Regions from separate parts of the Homo sapiens genome. Here region 1 is linked to region 2. The links are chromatin loops, found by intact Hi-C in ENCODE. Cell type or tissue: IMR-90. All regions are shown on one strand.

The links. A loop is a pair of places that touch in the nucleus more often than their neighbours do. Peaks named below come from ENCODE experiments on the same cell type or tissue, not always from the same donor. Only the 100,000 strongest peaks of a DNase experiment are listed, where the experiment ranks them.
Region 1: it touches region 2 in a loop (12-fold over the local background); 88 of 110 quality-filtered maps call a loop at or near these places.

Annotation. Positions count from the first base shown.
Region 1 is chr20:41,092,507-41,100,506 of GRCh38, forward strand. TOP1 (DNA topoisomerase I) reads left to right here. Exons shown (of 21, transcript NM_003286.4): 9 at 1-81; 10 at 4,714-4,835; 11 at 5,709-5,831; 12 at 7,550-7,737. PLCG1-AS1 (PLCG1 antisense RNA 1) reads right to left here. Exons shown (of 7, transcript NR_109889.1): 7 at 5,488-6,318. Among named protein-coding and RNA genes, the nearest start is that of PLCG1, 41 kb to the right of the region's middle. In IMR-90, a CTCF peak has its summit at 3,062 (motif pointing left); DNase peaks (open chromatin) are centred at 2,365, 3,035, 6,395 and 7,695; H3K27ac peaks cover 1,797 bases.
Region 2 is chr20:40,965,131-40,973,130 of GRCh38, forward strand. No RefSeq gene overlaps it. Among named protein-coding and RNA genes, the nearest start is that of TOP1, 60 kb to the right of the region's middle. In IMR-90, CTCF peaks have their summits at 1,106, 3,776 (motif pointing right) and 5,226 (motif pointing right); a DNase peak (open chromatin) is centred at 3,811; H3K4me3 peaks cover 239 bases; H3K27ac peaks cover 211 bases.

The DNA.
Region 1 (8,000 bases), 130 kb after region 2:
GGAAATTCCTAGAACATAAAGGTCCAGTATTTGCCCCACCATATGAGCCTCTTCCAGAGAATGTCAAGTTTTATTATGATGGTGAGTTGTTTCAAGGTTCTTGATTCTTGGCCAGGAAAAGAAATCTGCTTCTATTTAGGGATAGAAAACAAGGAAGGATCCTATGTAATAGATAATCCTTTTTATTTCATTTTGTTTTATTGCCATGCAATTTTGAGGAAGGGGCATCAGGTGTTAACTCTTAAAGGCTCATTTGCTGCTGAAAAAGTGCCATGGAAAAGGGGCTATTCATGTCTTCCCTACATAGTCCAAAAAAGGTTTGTCAACATGGCTAACAGTGTGTGGTCCACAAGCTGAAGGTTTTGATCTGAACTTCATTTCTAGGGAGCAACTCTTCGCAAGAGTTATTAGAAAAGCCTCACTTGAATGGTAGTATTTTATGTTAGCAATATAACAATGCAATCGGACAAGCTGCTCATCACTAGAAACAGTATTAGTATATGGTCGAGGATTAATAGTCTGCCATCCATCTCTAGATAGGGCTGGTAGGCATCTGTCACCTATTCTGTGTAGCATAACACTATGCCTTTGATATATGTGCAATCAAGTCTGATGAGCTGCTTTAAAGAAATGCCCTGCCTGGGTCTCTTAGAACCCTCAGAATTGTCCCTTATCTGTCGTTGGTATTTGTATCCTTGGGTTTGAAGGATTTGAGGGTAGCCTTTGACATGCCTCCTGTTGGCAGTGTAGCAGTATGTAGATGGTAATAACTGATTTTCTTCATTCCATGAGTTTTATCCAGAAATGGTTAGAGCATTGTTCCTCATACCCTTATGTGCTTATGACTCACCAAAGTGGATCTGAGCCCATTTAACAGTTGTGGGGTGGGCTTCTTTTCCCTTTCCCCACCGTCCCTCTTCTTCTTTCCCCTTTCCCAACCATCCTTCCCTCTTCTGTCCCCTTTCCTGACAGTCCCCCTTCTCCTTTCCCCAGCATTCCTCTTCCACCTCCACTTGTCTTACCACCGTCTTTTGGCCACTGTTATTTCACCACCCCATTTCTCCACCATTTTTCCCACCCTCAGCCCCCCACTGTTTTCTTCTCACCCATCCCACCGCCCGCACTGAAAAGAAAAAGTTCTGGGGTGGGATTGAGTACTTCTGAACCAAGTGGTCTGCTGACCAAACTTTGAGAAACACTGGGCAGGATAACTGCTGAAAAGCATCAGTGGTGAACACTCAGGCATTCTGGTGCATCTCTCTTCCCACCAGTAGTGGCCTTAGGTCCACCAATGCTTGTAGGCCTAGGTAGTAGTTTACACTAAAGGGCTGGGTCTGCAACTGAAGAAAGTGCCAAACTTGGCAAGCTGAAATTTGTTTTTTAAAATGCCATATTTATTAGCCAAGTGTGGTGGTGCACGCCTGTAGTCCCAGCTACTCGGGAGGCTAAGGTGGGAGGATTGCTTGAGTCCAGGAGGCAGAGATTGCAGTGAGCCTAGATCGTGCCACTCCCCTCCAGCCTGTGTGACAGAGTGAGACCCTGTCTCAAAAAATAAAATAATAAATAAATAAATAAAACATATTTATTGAATGTATTTGTGGTCAGACACCAAGACCCAGCAGTGGATAGTACTACTGACTTAGACCCTGATCTTGGGGAGTTTGCAGCCTAACAGGACTCCATAATCTCAGAGGCAAATGCTTATGTTATGTAAACATTTTGACCTGTTGACCAGAGAGCCTAAGACAGTTCTTTCAGCCCTCACGCTGGTCATTCCTGGAGACTCTTAACTATAACTCAAAGCCAAAACTCCTAATTAAGAGAAAGGGCCTAGAACCTTGAAGAGCACCATCTCAAAGCGTAGGTATTCCGTAGGCCTGGTCTGGACTTACCAAGAGCTTTAGGATGCTCAGCTGGTAAAGCCTCACTTTGAGGTTCAAAGTGATGGGAGGGAAAGCTAGATTCCCTAGTCCTGTGGTTTCTCTTCCTTTTCAAGATAGGAAGCAGAGGCCTGGTCTAGTTCACAGGTTGCCATAGTCCTTTCCTCCCATTCTTGCCCAGTCCTCCTTTACAGGATCCTGCTTTAGGGCTCCAGCATTTTCTCAGCTGGTCCTCTGCTGGGATTTCTTCTCTTTGATTGTGTGAACTCTTACTCTGCAGTAAGTCAAGAAGTCATATTTGACTTTACTTCAAACTGATACAGTAAGTGCTGCCTACTCTCTGGGGAGGAGAATTCTTAGACTCCTTTAGAACTTGCCAGGGAGGTGGGGCATGGGCTAGCTGAAGCAGTGAATTACTGCCTTCTCTGAGGACCTTCAGTTTACAGCTTTGATTCAGCAGTTTCCTTTTCCTGGAGCTCAGCCTTTTCCACAAAGTGTTAACATTGCCAGGAACCTTCCAGTCATCCTCCCACTACTCTGATGCAGGGAGCCATCATTTCATCTTTTGACAGCTCATCTAAAATAGGAGGAGTCACAGTTGCTTCTCCCTCTATTAGGACAGAATTCAGTAAAACAGCCCAAAATCTCATTTTTTTTAAATTTATTTTTATATTTATTTATTTGAGACAGAGTCACACTCTGTCACCCAGGCTGGAGTGCAGTGGCACAATCTTGGCTCACTGCAGCCTCCACCTCCAAGGTTCAAACGATTCTCATGCCTCAGCCTCCCAAGTAGCTGAAATTAACAGGCACGTGCCACCACACCTAAGTTTTGTATTTTTAATAGAGACAGGGTTTTACCATGTTGGTCAAGCTGGTCTGGAACTCCTGACCTGAAGTGATCCTTGCACCGCCTCCTAAAGTGCTGGGATTACAGATGTGAACCACCATGCTCAGCCACATTTTTTTTTAAATGGTGTTAACAGTTTACATTTTTTTCTTGCCATTTTATTTCATTTATTTTATTCCTAATGACTTAATGTTTTCCTTTATATTGGAAACATGTTACAGTTTTCTAAAGAAGTTCAGGGAATCTTTTAATACACAGCCTATCTTCCCCGAAGTGTCTTTCTTCCAAAGCAGAAGCTTGGGGGTTGATGGGGGCAGCTGCGCCACCTGTTGGCCTTTTAAGTTAATGGCGTCCAAAGTGGGTTCTTTCTATTATAACTGTTTCAATATTGTGCTACAGTTCTCTACACCCCTGCAAAGTCAGATTGCATATCATTATGAGATAAGATGTCTTCTGAGTTTTGAAATAAATGGATTTCTGGTTAAATTTTAGTTTTCTATAAAGAATGTGGGCAGCCTTGGTGAATTATTAATACCTGTGTAATAGTAAGGTGGTGGAATTATAGTTAACCTCATTTTAAGTATAGCCAAATGCTCTTAGTATAGCATGGATTGGTTCGAGGTGATGTTGTAAAGTTGGATTTTTAAGAAAGAATGGAAATTGGCACTAAGAGTACTGTCAAAAGCATTTGTTTGAAAAGTGGATTAAATTCCCAAGTACTTTTCTTTCATTGCTTTATTAACTAAATCAGGTATATAAAACCCATAGGCCCTATTCAGATTTTCTTTACCAGTTAGCAGCTTTCATTGTGAAAACATCTGAGTCCCTTTAGACAGCTTTTTGTTTATTTGAGACAGTCTCAGTCTGTTGCCCAGGCTGAAGTGCAGTGGCGTGATCTTGGCTCACTGCAACCCCTGCCTCCTGGGTTCAAGCGATTCTCATGCCTCAGCCTCCTGAGTAGCTGGAGTTACAGGCTCCCACCACCACGCCCGGCTAATTTTTTATATTTTTAGTAGAGATGGGTTTTCGCCATGTTGGCCAGGCTGATCTGGAACTCCTGACCTCAAGTGATCTGCCTGCCTCAGCCTCCCAAAGTGCTGGGATTACAGGCATGAGCCACTGCTCCCAGCCCCTTTAGACAGCTTTTACATAAACAATTGGATACACCAGGAACCCCAGTCATCCCTTGTGCTGTGGATGCATCCTGGTTCCCTGAAAGAGGCAGCATCATGGTACCCATGTTCCAGAGCAGTGTGTCGCAAACTCTAGTGTGCATCCAAGTCTTGTTAAAAATGCAATTTCTGTATAGGATTCAGTAGGTCTAGGAGGGGGCCTGGGATTCTGCATTTCTAAACTCCCACATGATGCCAATGCTGCTGGTCTGTGAACCACTTGTTGAATAGCAAAGTTCTAGAAGAAGGTCTTATTAGGCTTTTCATATGGGAAATCTGGGCTTGCCTAGTATGGATATATATTTTTTTATTCATATTCCACCCACCTAACTTTGAAGAAGAAAGATGCCTATTTCTTTTCCCCACAATTCCTTTCTTCCACTCCCTGCCCTATCCCTTCCTCCCCTTCTTGAACAGAGGCTGCTTAGCTTAGCAGTGGCAGGAGTCCCTCTGAGGATTTGATTTTTAAAAACCATTGAAGAGGTGTAAAGGACCCTGCTTGCTGAAAGGAAAAGGAAGAGTGACTGGGCCTCCCCCAGGTCATCCCTGTCCTGAGCAGGCACCTGGGAACAATTAACTGGCATAGTCTCCAGAGAATGACCCAGGTAAATATATGCTAAAGAGAAGGAGAATTTGTACAAGTAGATATAAATCAGTATGTTGTCTTTGTTGTTGTTGCTACTATGTGTCACCAGACCTTTATATACCATGAGAAGGCAAACCATTATTAAAGAGAATTCGCTAGCCCTGGGTATTTATGCTTAGAACATGAATACTATACCTCACTTTTTGGAACCACTTTTTTCTCTAGGTAAAGTCATGAAGCTGAGCCCCAAAGCAGAGGAAGTAGCTACGTTCTTTGCAAAAATGCTCGACCATGAATATACTACCAAGGAAATATTTAGGAAAAATTTCTTTAAAGACTGGAGAAAGGTACTGTAGCCCATGTGTTAATATCCTAGTACCTTGCAAAACAATCAAGTACTAAGTAATAAATTATCATTTTGCAAAACATTTCCTGATGTAAAATTTGAGTTGTATGGATTTTGTTGTATTTAAACTTGCGTATTTTTTGTCTTCATTTACTATATTATGTAGGGTTTCTGTCCAACAAGAGTACTTGTATATCTTTGCTATTGGCTCTCATGTGATGGCAGGTAGGTGGGGGTTATCAGATTAGGCCAAACAGAAAACCTCAACTCCAGTTGCGCACAGGAAAGTTTGTCGCTGCAGGACTGCCCCGTGTCTGCTGTTGCAAAGAGAAATGTTAATCTGATGTCCCTCTCGCTGTTAATTCTTGCTCATTTATTTTAGGTACTTTCTACTCTTGAAACCACATATACTATATTTGCCTAGGTGATTTTTTAAAATCTCATTATTCTCAATTTGGATAATGTGGACAGAGGCAGCAGTAAAGTTTACTTCCTGAACTAGCTCAGAAAAAGCAGACTTAATAAATGAATAGAATAGGGGTAATGTTTCCAAGAGAGAATCAGTATGGGATTTCAAACTTGTATTCATAATGCCTGGGGGCTGTGTGCCACGGAGTCTAAGAAACCACATAAGAATTCATTTTTTTCCATGATAAGTCATTTTAAAACATTTTAATATTAGTAAGTACATATTTTATAATAAAGTAATACAACTGTATTTTTTTGTTTTTTCAAAATTCATTAATTGAGATTGGCTACTTCCAGAAACCTTTGACTGAAAAAATGGTGCTTGGGTGTATTTGCAAAGAAACCCAAGGACTTATTAGTGTATTTTCGTTGTTTTTCTTTCATCTCCCCATTTTCTTTTGACTAGGAAATGACTAATGAAGAGAAGAATATTATCACCAACCTAAGCAAATGTGATTTTACCCAGATGAGCCAGTATTTCAAAGCCCAGACGGAAGCTCGGAAACAGATGAGCAAGGAAGAGAAACTGGTACTACAGAATTTATTAAACCTCTGGAGAATTCTGGAATTGTGATTGGTTCATTTAACTTTCTTCTTGGTTCTTATGACACAACATTAACATCAGTAATTTCACATCATTCTATGCTAAAGACTTAGAGTTCTCAAAGTCTAAATTTTCTTAAAGGTTTTAGTTAGACTGAAAATTGTGAACAAGTACTTTGCTCAGTAGCTCTGTACAGGAATCTTGGTGCTTCAGTGACCTAAAAACCAGTCAGTAACTCCAGCCAATAATATAGTAATTAAGGATGGGCAGACCTGTCCCACAGTGGCTACTGGATATTAAGGATTTAAGACAGATGAAATCATATTGGCCATGTACCTCCCTGCTCTTTGATCTATTTTACTCTGGAATCTTGTGATGCTCATCCATCTCCATCTTCCAGCCTTGGCCATCCTCATTACTGAAGGATCTTTCTGGTATCCAGCTGGGATGTCATTTTTCTTCTACAGGCTGCCTGTTTTTGTAAAAAAAAAAAAAAAAAATTTATTGGAACCAGCTGCCTCTACTTGTCTACATATTATCTACGGCTGTGTTTATGCAACAATGACAGAGATGAGTAGTTGCAAAAGAGAGTAGTTGCAAAAGAGACTGTGTGGCACTCAAGCCTAAAATATTTTCTATCTAGAAAAAGTTGTCAGCCCCTGAACTAAAGGAATCCAGGCTAGAATTTCATTTTTACCAATCGGAAGTCCAGAAGTTAAGGATTTTAAGGAATTCTTTGCACTTCAAATTCCTGTAGTTTCAGTATTTTAAAGGACTTGCGTGTTTACGTAATTCAGACCATTGTATTGATATAACTCATTGTTTCATGGTACTTATTTGGTCACTAGTTTAAAAATTAATGCATTACTATAAGAATGTTAATTGCATCAGACTTTGTGTCTCAGGTAAATCTTATCCTCAATATTCCAAGTTAGTGAAATTTAGTATATTATTTACTTCAGGGGCATTTTGAAACTTAAAAGATCACTTTGGAGCTTTGTTCTTAGAATATTGATCCAAAGATAGATTTTATAAACATCCCCTTGTCAGAGCCTCTGCCAAGGACACCTGCTGCCAGCAAGGTCTGAATCTGTTCCCACCCACAAGGCAGCACAACTTAGTTAAACTGAATCAATAAGTATATAAAACGCAGAGTCAATAGAGGGTAAGGAGGCTCAAAATCTCCCCCACCATCCCTCACCTTTTTGGAGCAAGGATCATAGTATAGAGTGTATATACCTGTATACCTACAAAAAAATTAGTGACAGATCTGTCTGAGCTTAAAAACCCACGTTTTTAAGCTGTTTAACTGCTGTTTAATTAAATGGCTTGAGCTATTCTTTTATGAGGCTCTATCAGAGACTCTTCTCCATTTCCTGTTTTGATAGTACTCAGTAAAACAGTATGAATTTTTAAAGTACATTTAAAAACACCCAAATAACATTTACAAACATATATCCTTTAAGACACAAGAATCAGTTTTGAATCTAGTTGAAATCAATCCTTATAGGCAGATCTTTTTGGGGAATTTTATGATATTTAAGTTTGAGAAAACCACTAGAGGTTTTCCTTTATTTGAATTTATTTTTTAGTGATTTTTCAGACTTTCCTCTACCTTGACTTAGTCTCCCACAAGAGATAAAATGCATTAGTAGAGAACAGCAATCTGAATCTATTTTGAGTACTTTCTTGCTGTCTTCCAGAAAATCAAAGAGGAGAATGAAAAATTACTGAAAGAATATGGATTCTGTATTATGGATAACCACAAAGAGAGGATTGCTAACTTCAAGATAGAGCCTCCTGGACTTTTCCGTGGCCGCGGCAACCACCCCAAGATGGGCATGCTGAAGAGACGAATCATGCCCGAGGATATAATCATCAACTGTAGCAAGTGAGCTCGCACTTCATCCTATGGGCCAAAAAGGGGGTGGAGGGCGTCCTTTATTGTACTTGGGAATATTTCCCAGGTTACACAGGACTGTTTGGGAAGGGAGATACTTAAGAGCAGGACAGTATTTCATGCGTAGGTCTCCAGATGTTTTTGAGGTACAGTTGTCTCCCCTCATCCACAGGGGATATGTTCCAAGACCCCCAGTGGATGCCTGCAACTTCGACCCAATTGCTGTCACTTGGAACACATTTCTGTTGATGTCT
Region 2 (8,000 bases):
GATCATCCCATCACCTAGGATTAAGCCCAGTATCCATTAGCTATTCCTCCTGATGCTCTCCCTCCCCCCACCCCATCGCATAGGCCCTAGTGTGTGTTGTTTCCCCCCAAGGTGTCCATGTGTTCTCATCATTCAGCTTCCATGTATAAGTGAGAACATGCGGTGTTTGGCTTTCTGTTCCTGTGTTAGTTTGCTGAGGATAATGGCCTCCAGCTTCATCCATGTCCCTGCAAAGGACGTGATCTCGTTCCTTTTTATGGCTGCATAGTATTCCTTGGTGTATATGTACCTCATGTCTTTGCTGTTGTGAAGAGTGCTGCAATGAACATACGTGTGCATGGTCTCTTTATAATAGAATGATTTCTATTCCTTTGGGTATATACCCAGTAATGGGATGGCTGGGCCAAATGGTATTTCTGCCTCTAGGTCTTTGAGGAATTGCCACGCTGTCTTCCACAATGGTTGAACTAATTTACATTCCCACTAACAGTGTAAAAGCATTCCTTTTTCTCTGCAATCTCGCCAGCATCTGTTGTTTTTTTACTTTTTAATAATAGCCAGAATGATTTAAGTCGATATCCAAGGGTGGACCAGTTCCCATGTTTCCCAGCCTGTGAGGAGTCTCCTGTGAAAATCTGAGCTAGCCAGCACTATATTTCCCATCGATGCCCATCATGTGTTATGGCCCCTGACCTGGGCTGCAGGTGCCCGAGTAAACTGAAGGTTTCCAGGGTGTCAGGTCTAGAGGAGACATCGTCAGCACTGACCTTGAGGCCTGTGAAGCCCATGGTGGTCTCTTTGGAGGAGGATGAGGGTTAGGGCAGGGTGGCTGCCCAGTTCCCAATAACAGCCCTTTTTCTGGAATTGCCCTTGATTCTCAGAACTATGGTGAACCTGGCCAGTGCTAGGATAGTGAAAGGCAAAAGGGACTCTATGGCCCAAACTTGCCACCATCTCTACCAAATTTATTCTCTGGGCCCTCTCTATTGTCCACTTTGTCAGGAGCTGAGATGAGCTGAGCTAAACAGGGTGGAACTGAAAGTCGAGACCCCAAGAGAGGAGGCATCTGATCCAACAGCAGTTCCGAAATCTGCCACCAGGTAACAGCAGAGCTCCTGCTCTGTCTCTGGTCTCTCACTGGCATGGGGTCCCCTGGGACTCTGATCTGCACCCAGGCTTGGCCTTGAGGGTCCTCTGCTTGTCTCAACTCTGCAATTCATTGTGAGCCTCCAGTCCCCATCAAAAAGCACCACTAGCAGGATAAGATTCTGTGGTCTGTTGGGGCACAGGGACTGTCTTGTGCCCCCTGGAAGTCTGTTTCCAAAGGATCCTGTTCATTTCACAGGAGGCCTAGGGCAGGGCTACCAGGCAGCTCTGGAAAACCCAGGAGACAACACAGGGCAGCTCAGGTTGCCACTAGAGAGAGGATTCTAGAGCCCAATAAAGTGTCCCTGCTGCTGTCCCCTCATCTGTGGCCACAAGGCCTTGAACCCCGACTCAGATTCACTCCCTGCAGCCACAGGCCTGAGCCCAGCCCAGCCTGGTAAGCCGTATTCTGAAATTGTTAAAGAAAAAGATGAAGGCCTGAGGGCTCGCAGTCTGGGGCCATGTGCCAAGCCCTGCCTTCTCCCGTGCCCATCATTCCAAGCAGCTCTGACCTCACTGAACTCAAACAAGGACTCCACACCCCAACACCCAATGTACCAGCACAGGAGTCTCCCTGTAAGGCCCCAGATTTCTGGATGAGCATAGACCCATCTGATGGCCCCTAGGAGGCTGTTTGTGGCCTGAGTTCTGGTTTGGCACCCTATCCATGATCAGGGCGGACCAGCCTAGGTGGGAAAATGAGACCTGGAGAGGTTGGAGACCCTGCCCAAAGCCTGGGGCCTGAAACCTGAGGTCTGGCAGGTTCCTGGCTCCACACTCTCACAGCTCCCTGTGACAATCCCTTCATTGCGCACATCACAATTATAATTCCGTGATGCATATGCTTGCATGGCCTTTTAATGTCCTGCTACCCGCGTGACCTGTAAGCCCCATGAAAGAAGGGACTATGTTCACTCCTGTAACCCCTTGCAACTAGTGCAATGCCTGGCACACAGTAGATGCTCAGAAAATAACTGGAATAAGTAAAATAATAAAGGGACATCCTCCTAAAGGAGACCTTAAGACATTTATAAAATGTTTTACAATTTACAAAGCACCCCCCACAGTTTTCCAGTTTCATTCTCCCCACCACCCCGTGAAATAGGTACTATTAGGCTGGGTGCAGTGGCTCACACCTGTAATCCCAGAACTTTGGGAGGCTGAGTGGGTGGATCACCTGAGGTCAGGAGTTCGAGACCAGCCTGGCCAACATGGTGAAACCCCGTCTCTACTAAAAATACAAAAATTAGCCAGCCATGGTGGTGGAAGCCTGTAATCCCAGCTACTCTGGAGGCTGAGGCTGGAGAATCGCTTGAACCCGGGAGGTGGAGGTTGCAGTGAGCCAAGATCGTGCCATTTCACTCTAGCCTGGGCAACAAGAGCGAGACTCTGTCTCAGGAAAAAAAAAAAAAGAGAGAGAGAGAGAGAAATAGGTACTATTATTGCCCACATAATGCAGTGTACTCATTTCCTATCTCTGCAACAACGAATTAACACACACAGTGGCTAAAACAACACAAGTTTATTTTCTGACTGGAGGTCAGATGTCCAACCCAGGCCCTATGGGCTAAAATCAAGGTGTCAGCAGGGCTGTGTTCCTTCTGGGAGCTCTCAGGAAAATCTATCTCCTTCCTTTCTCCAGCTTCCAGAGACCACCCATGTTTCTTGGCTCATAGTCACTTCCTCTAGCGTCGAAGCCAGCAATGTCACATCTCTCTTACTGAAGCCAGAAGAGGTTCTCTGTATTTAAGGATGCCTGTGATTAGGTTAGGCCTACCTGCATAATCCGGGATAATCATACATTCCAGACATTAGGATACACACATCTTTTTTTTTTTTTTTTTTTTTTTTTTTTTGGTGGTGGTGAGCGGGGAGAGATGTTATCCTGCCTAACACACAGAGATTCACAGAGATTCATAAACGGAGAGGTGAATTAACCAGCCCACCTCGCCCAGCTTGTGACTGAAGTGAGATTTAAAGCCAACATTTTGGGGCTACAGAATCTGAGCTCTTTCTCCCCTTTTCCAGAGCCAGAAGGGAAGGACACAGGGGCCCAGTCTCCATACAGTAAATACACATTTTATTTTATTTTATTTTATTTCATTTTTTGAGACAGGGTCGCACTCTGACCCCCAGGCTAGAGTGCAGTGGTACAATCACAGCTCACTGCGGCCTCAACCTCTGTGGCTCAAGTAATCCTCTCACCTCAGCCTCCTGAGTAGCTGAGACTACAGGAACACACCACCACACCTGGCTAATTTTTTTTTATTTTTTTGTAGAGACAGGGTCTCACTTTGTTGCCAACACTGGTCTTGAATTCCTGGGCTCAAGCACTCCTCCTGCCTTAGCCTCTCAAAGTGCTGGGATCACAGGTGTGAGCCACTGTGCCAGCCCACACTTTTATTTATGATTAAAGAGAAAGAAAAAAAAAAAGATGCGCTTGTCTGGAGGGTGAGGCCGTGTGGGAAAACTTTTTATTTGCTTGCCTTTATTATCATTACTTTAACGGTGTATTTAATAAATACAACGTTTTCAGCTAGAGGGAAAAAGGAATTAACCCAAGTCATTGGTTGAGTATGAAGGCATGGAGCCCCCACGGCCCTCCTCGCTGCAATTAAGCAAATGGCCAGCAGATGGCGGGGCATGCTCACAGCAGGGCCTTGCTCTCCGGACCATCTCTTTTACGGGCCGCCGAGCAAAGGTCTTTCTTTTCTCTTCTTCAAAACCCACTCTACAAGGAAATCTTCAGAAACATTCCAGCAGGCAAGACAAGGGCATAAAGGCCAGGGGGTCCCCCAGCCTCAGGACAGCAAGTGTGGGGACGTGCCCTACTGCATGCCCCATCCCCTGAGCCAGGAACAAAGACCAGAGGTCAAGCCGGCAGCAGTTGAGGAAGAGGGTCAGGCGTGGCTGTGTGTCCCGAATTGGTGGGTTCTTGGTCTCACTGACTTCAAGAATGAAGCCGCGGACCCTTGCGGTGAGTGTTACAGTTCTTAAAGGCGGCGTGTCCGGAGTTTGTTCCTTCTGATGTTCGGATGTGTTTGGAGTTTCTTCCTTCTGGTGGGTTCGTGGTCTCGCTGGCTCAGGAAAGAAGCTGCAGACCTTCGCGGTGAGTGTTACAGCTCTTAAGGCGGCACGTCTGGAGTTGTTCGTTCCTCTCGGTGGGTTCGTGGTCTCACTGGCTTCAGGAGTGAAGCTGCAGACCTTTGCGGTGAGTGTTACAGCTCATAAAGGCAGTGTGGACCCAAAGAGTGAGCAGCAGCAAGATTTATTGCAAAGAGTGAAAAAACAAAGCTTCCACAGTGTGGAAGGGGACCTGAGTGGGTTGCCACTGCTGGCTCAGGCAGCCTGCTTTTAGCTGCAGGGCAGCGGAAGGCAGGATCAGCTGGGTTACAGGACACTTAGGATGACCGGACACTTTACACGCTTTTACACACATTTATCATTACATCTCCTCTTCCTTGTGGCCCAGTATGGCACCTGGCATCAAAAATACTGAACTGGCTGGGAAGATGGTTGGTAGCAATGCCAGCGCAGTTTTTGAACCCCTCCAAATTTCTACATAAAAATAAGCAGGTCAGGTCAGGCGCAATGGCTCACACCTGTGATCCCAGCACTTTGGGAGGCCGAGGCAGGCAGATCACCTGAGGTTAGGAGTTTGAGACCAGCCTCGCCAACATGGCGAAACTCCATCTCTACTAAAAATACAAAAATTAACTGGGAATGGTGATGCACGCCTGTAATCCCAGCTACTTGGGGGGCTGAGGCAGGAGAATCCCTTGAACCCGGGAGGTGGAGGTTGCAGTGAGCTGAGATCGCACCACTGCACTCCAGCCTGGGCAACAGAGTGAGACTCTGTCTCAAAAATAAAAAATAAAAATAAGCAGGTCAGATTAGCAAAAGCAAAACCTACAGACAATGTTCGCTTAAAATTAGATGATAAGGTATCCCCATGAACACCAAAACACAAGCGGGGAAGCACAGCCCTCCCATAGCCACCTACATGTCATCAGGTCCCCCTACGTTCCCCCAGGGAGGCTTCCTTGGTTTAGATTCTGGCCCTTGGTGCCCCATCCAGCAGCCAACAGAGGGAAACAAGGAGCCCTCTGATGGACTTAAGAACAGGAGAATCCCAAAAGAGCCAGCAGGTATTCACGAGGAAGCAAGGAGGGACAACTGGAGACAGCAGCAGAAGCTGGGAGGGTCTCGCCCAGTCCGGGAGCAGGTGAGAGTCAGCAAGGACTAAGGGACTGCAGCGGTAGAGCCTTGAGAACCCTCAACACTGACCCACTTGGCTTCCCTTCCAGGACAGGATCACATAGCACTGAGCATGGAATCAAAATGGAGCAGGATCTGGACAATCAAAAGGAAGGAAGGAGAAGGCCAGGCGTGGTGGCTCATGCCTGTAATCTCAACACTTTGAGAGGCCGAGGCAGGCAGATCACTTGAGGTCAGGAGTTCAAGACCAGCGTGGCCAATGTGGTGAAACCCTGTCTGTATTAAAAAAAACAAAAATTAGCCAGGTGTGGTGACAGGTGCCTGTAATCCCAGATACTTGGGAGGCTAAGGCAAGAGAATCGCTTGAACCAGGGAGGCAGAGGTTGCAGTGGGCTGAGATTTTGCCATTGCATTCCAACCTGGGTGACAGAACGAGTCTCTGACTTAAAAAAAAAAAAAAAAGGAGAAAATTCAGATAGAAGCAGAGGGAGGAAATTAAGTCAAGGAACCTCAGGAAGCAAGCCATCACATTTTTGCACATGAAAACCACAGGAGAGGGTACTCTTGAAGTTGGAAACGCCATTCTGATCATCTCTTTCTTCAAGTTTGGGAACACTAATTCCACATAAAAACTAACAATGGAAAAGTCTTGAGGCCAAATCCCATGCAAAGTTAATTTAAGCAAAAGGAGAATAGGGAGCAAAATGACATTCCCACAAACAGAAAAGGCATGCCAGCAGGACATATCTCGGAAGAGATCAAAACTGTAACCTTCTATTTTAAAATGACCTAAAATTTCAATTATGCACAATGTGAAAGAACAACATAACTGAGAATTAGAAACTCATATAAATAAGGTGACACAAATCAGAAAAGAATTAAAAACTTAAGAAAAAAAATTTCAGGAATGAAGACTAGAAGGAACATAAGAGCAAACTGATGCAACTTTAAGATAATGCCTTAAAAGAAAAAGGTGAAAAGGAAGAAATATTTTAAATCAGTAGGAAATGAACGCTATTTTCTAAAATCGTCTAGAGAAAGTGGCAAATATTGAAATTAGGCAAAGAAGTTCCAACGTATCAATAATAAGAGTTCTTGAAGAAGAAAACCAAAGCAAGAGGACAAGTAATAAAAACAAAATCAAGAGAACTTACTGAAATTTTTAAAAATTGAAGTTACATATTGAAAGCACATACTGCATACCTGAAAATATCAACTCAGAATAATCAGACATATTCAAATAAAATTACAGACTTTGAGAAAAGTGGGGTGGTGAGGGGAGAATCCTTCAGCATCTATGTAAATAATTGACTTATAAGGAAAAATCAATTATTATCAGACTTCTCAAGAGCAATGCTTTATACCAAAAGAAAGATGTTACATGTTTAAGATGTTCAAAAACAAAGAATATGTTAATAATTTTATGTCCAGCAAAACTGACTTGAAAGTATAATGGGCAGAGGCAAATTGTTATTAGCATGAAATAGAGGATATTGTTCTCATGGGCTCTTCCTGTAAACGTCTTAGATCAAAAGCTTCAGACAAGCAAAATGACTAGGAAGACAAAAAATGAAATTTAAAAAACTGGTAATGAACGTTAAACATATAGTTACTTATGCAACTAAGACTAAATGAGAATTGTAAAGGAGAAAATATAGCAGGTAATGGCTATACACCCTGACAATGTAGCTACAAGACCACTTTTTTTATTTTTAATTTTTGTGGGTACATAGTGGTTTGGTTTTGTTTTGTTTTGTTTTTGTTTTTGTTTTTGTTTTTGTTTTTGTTTTGAGACAGAGTTTCACTCTGTTGCCCAGGCGGTTGTGCAGTGGCGCAATCTCAGCTCGCTGCAACCTCTGCCTCCTGGGCTTAAGGGATCCTCCTGCCAAAGCTCCCAAGCTGGGACCACAGGTGCACACCACCATGCCCAGCTTATTTTTTAAGGTTTTTTTGTGTAGAGACAAGGTCTCACTATATTGCAGGCTGGTCTCGAACTCCTGGGCTCACGTAATGCTCCTGCCTTGGCCTCTCAAAGTGCTGGGATTACAGGCGTGAGCCACTGCACCGGGCCATAAGTGTATATATTAATATTTGTGGCTTACAGAGATATTTTGATAGAGGCACACAATGTGTAATCGTCAGATCAGGGTAAATGGAGTATCCATCACCTCAAGCGTTTATCCTTTGTGTTACAAACAATCCAATTACTCTTTTAGTTATTTTTAAATGTACAACTATTTTTTATGATAGTCACCCTGTTGTGCTAGCAAATAGTAGGTCTTATTCATTCTTCCTAATTTTTTGTACCCATTAACCATCCTTCTACTCTGTGTCTCCATGAATTCAATCATCTTAATGTTTAGCTCCTACAAATAAGCAAAAACATGCAGTCTTTTTTTTTTTTTTTTTTTTTTTTTTTTTTGCAGCAGAGTCTCTCACTGTGTTGCCAGGCTGGAGTACAATGGCATAATCTTGGCTCACTGCAACCTCCGCCTCCCAGGCTTCAGCGGTTCTCCTGCCTCAGCCTCCAGAGTAGCTGGGATTACAGGCACGCGCTCCTGAACCCAACTAGTTTTTTTTTATTTTTAGTAGAGATGGGGTTTCACCATGTTGCCCAGGCTGGTCTTGAACTCTTA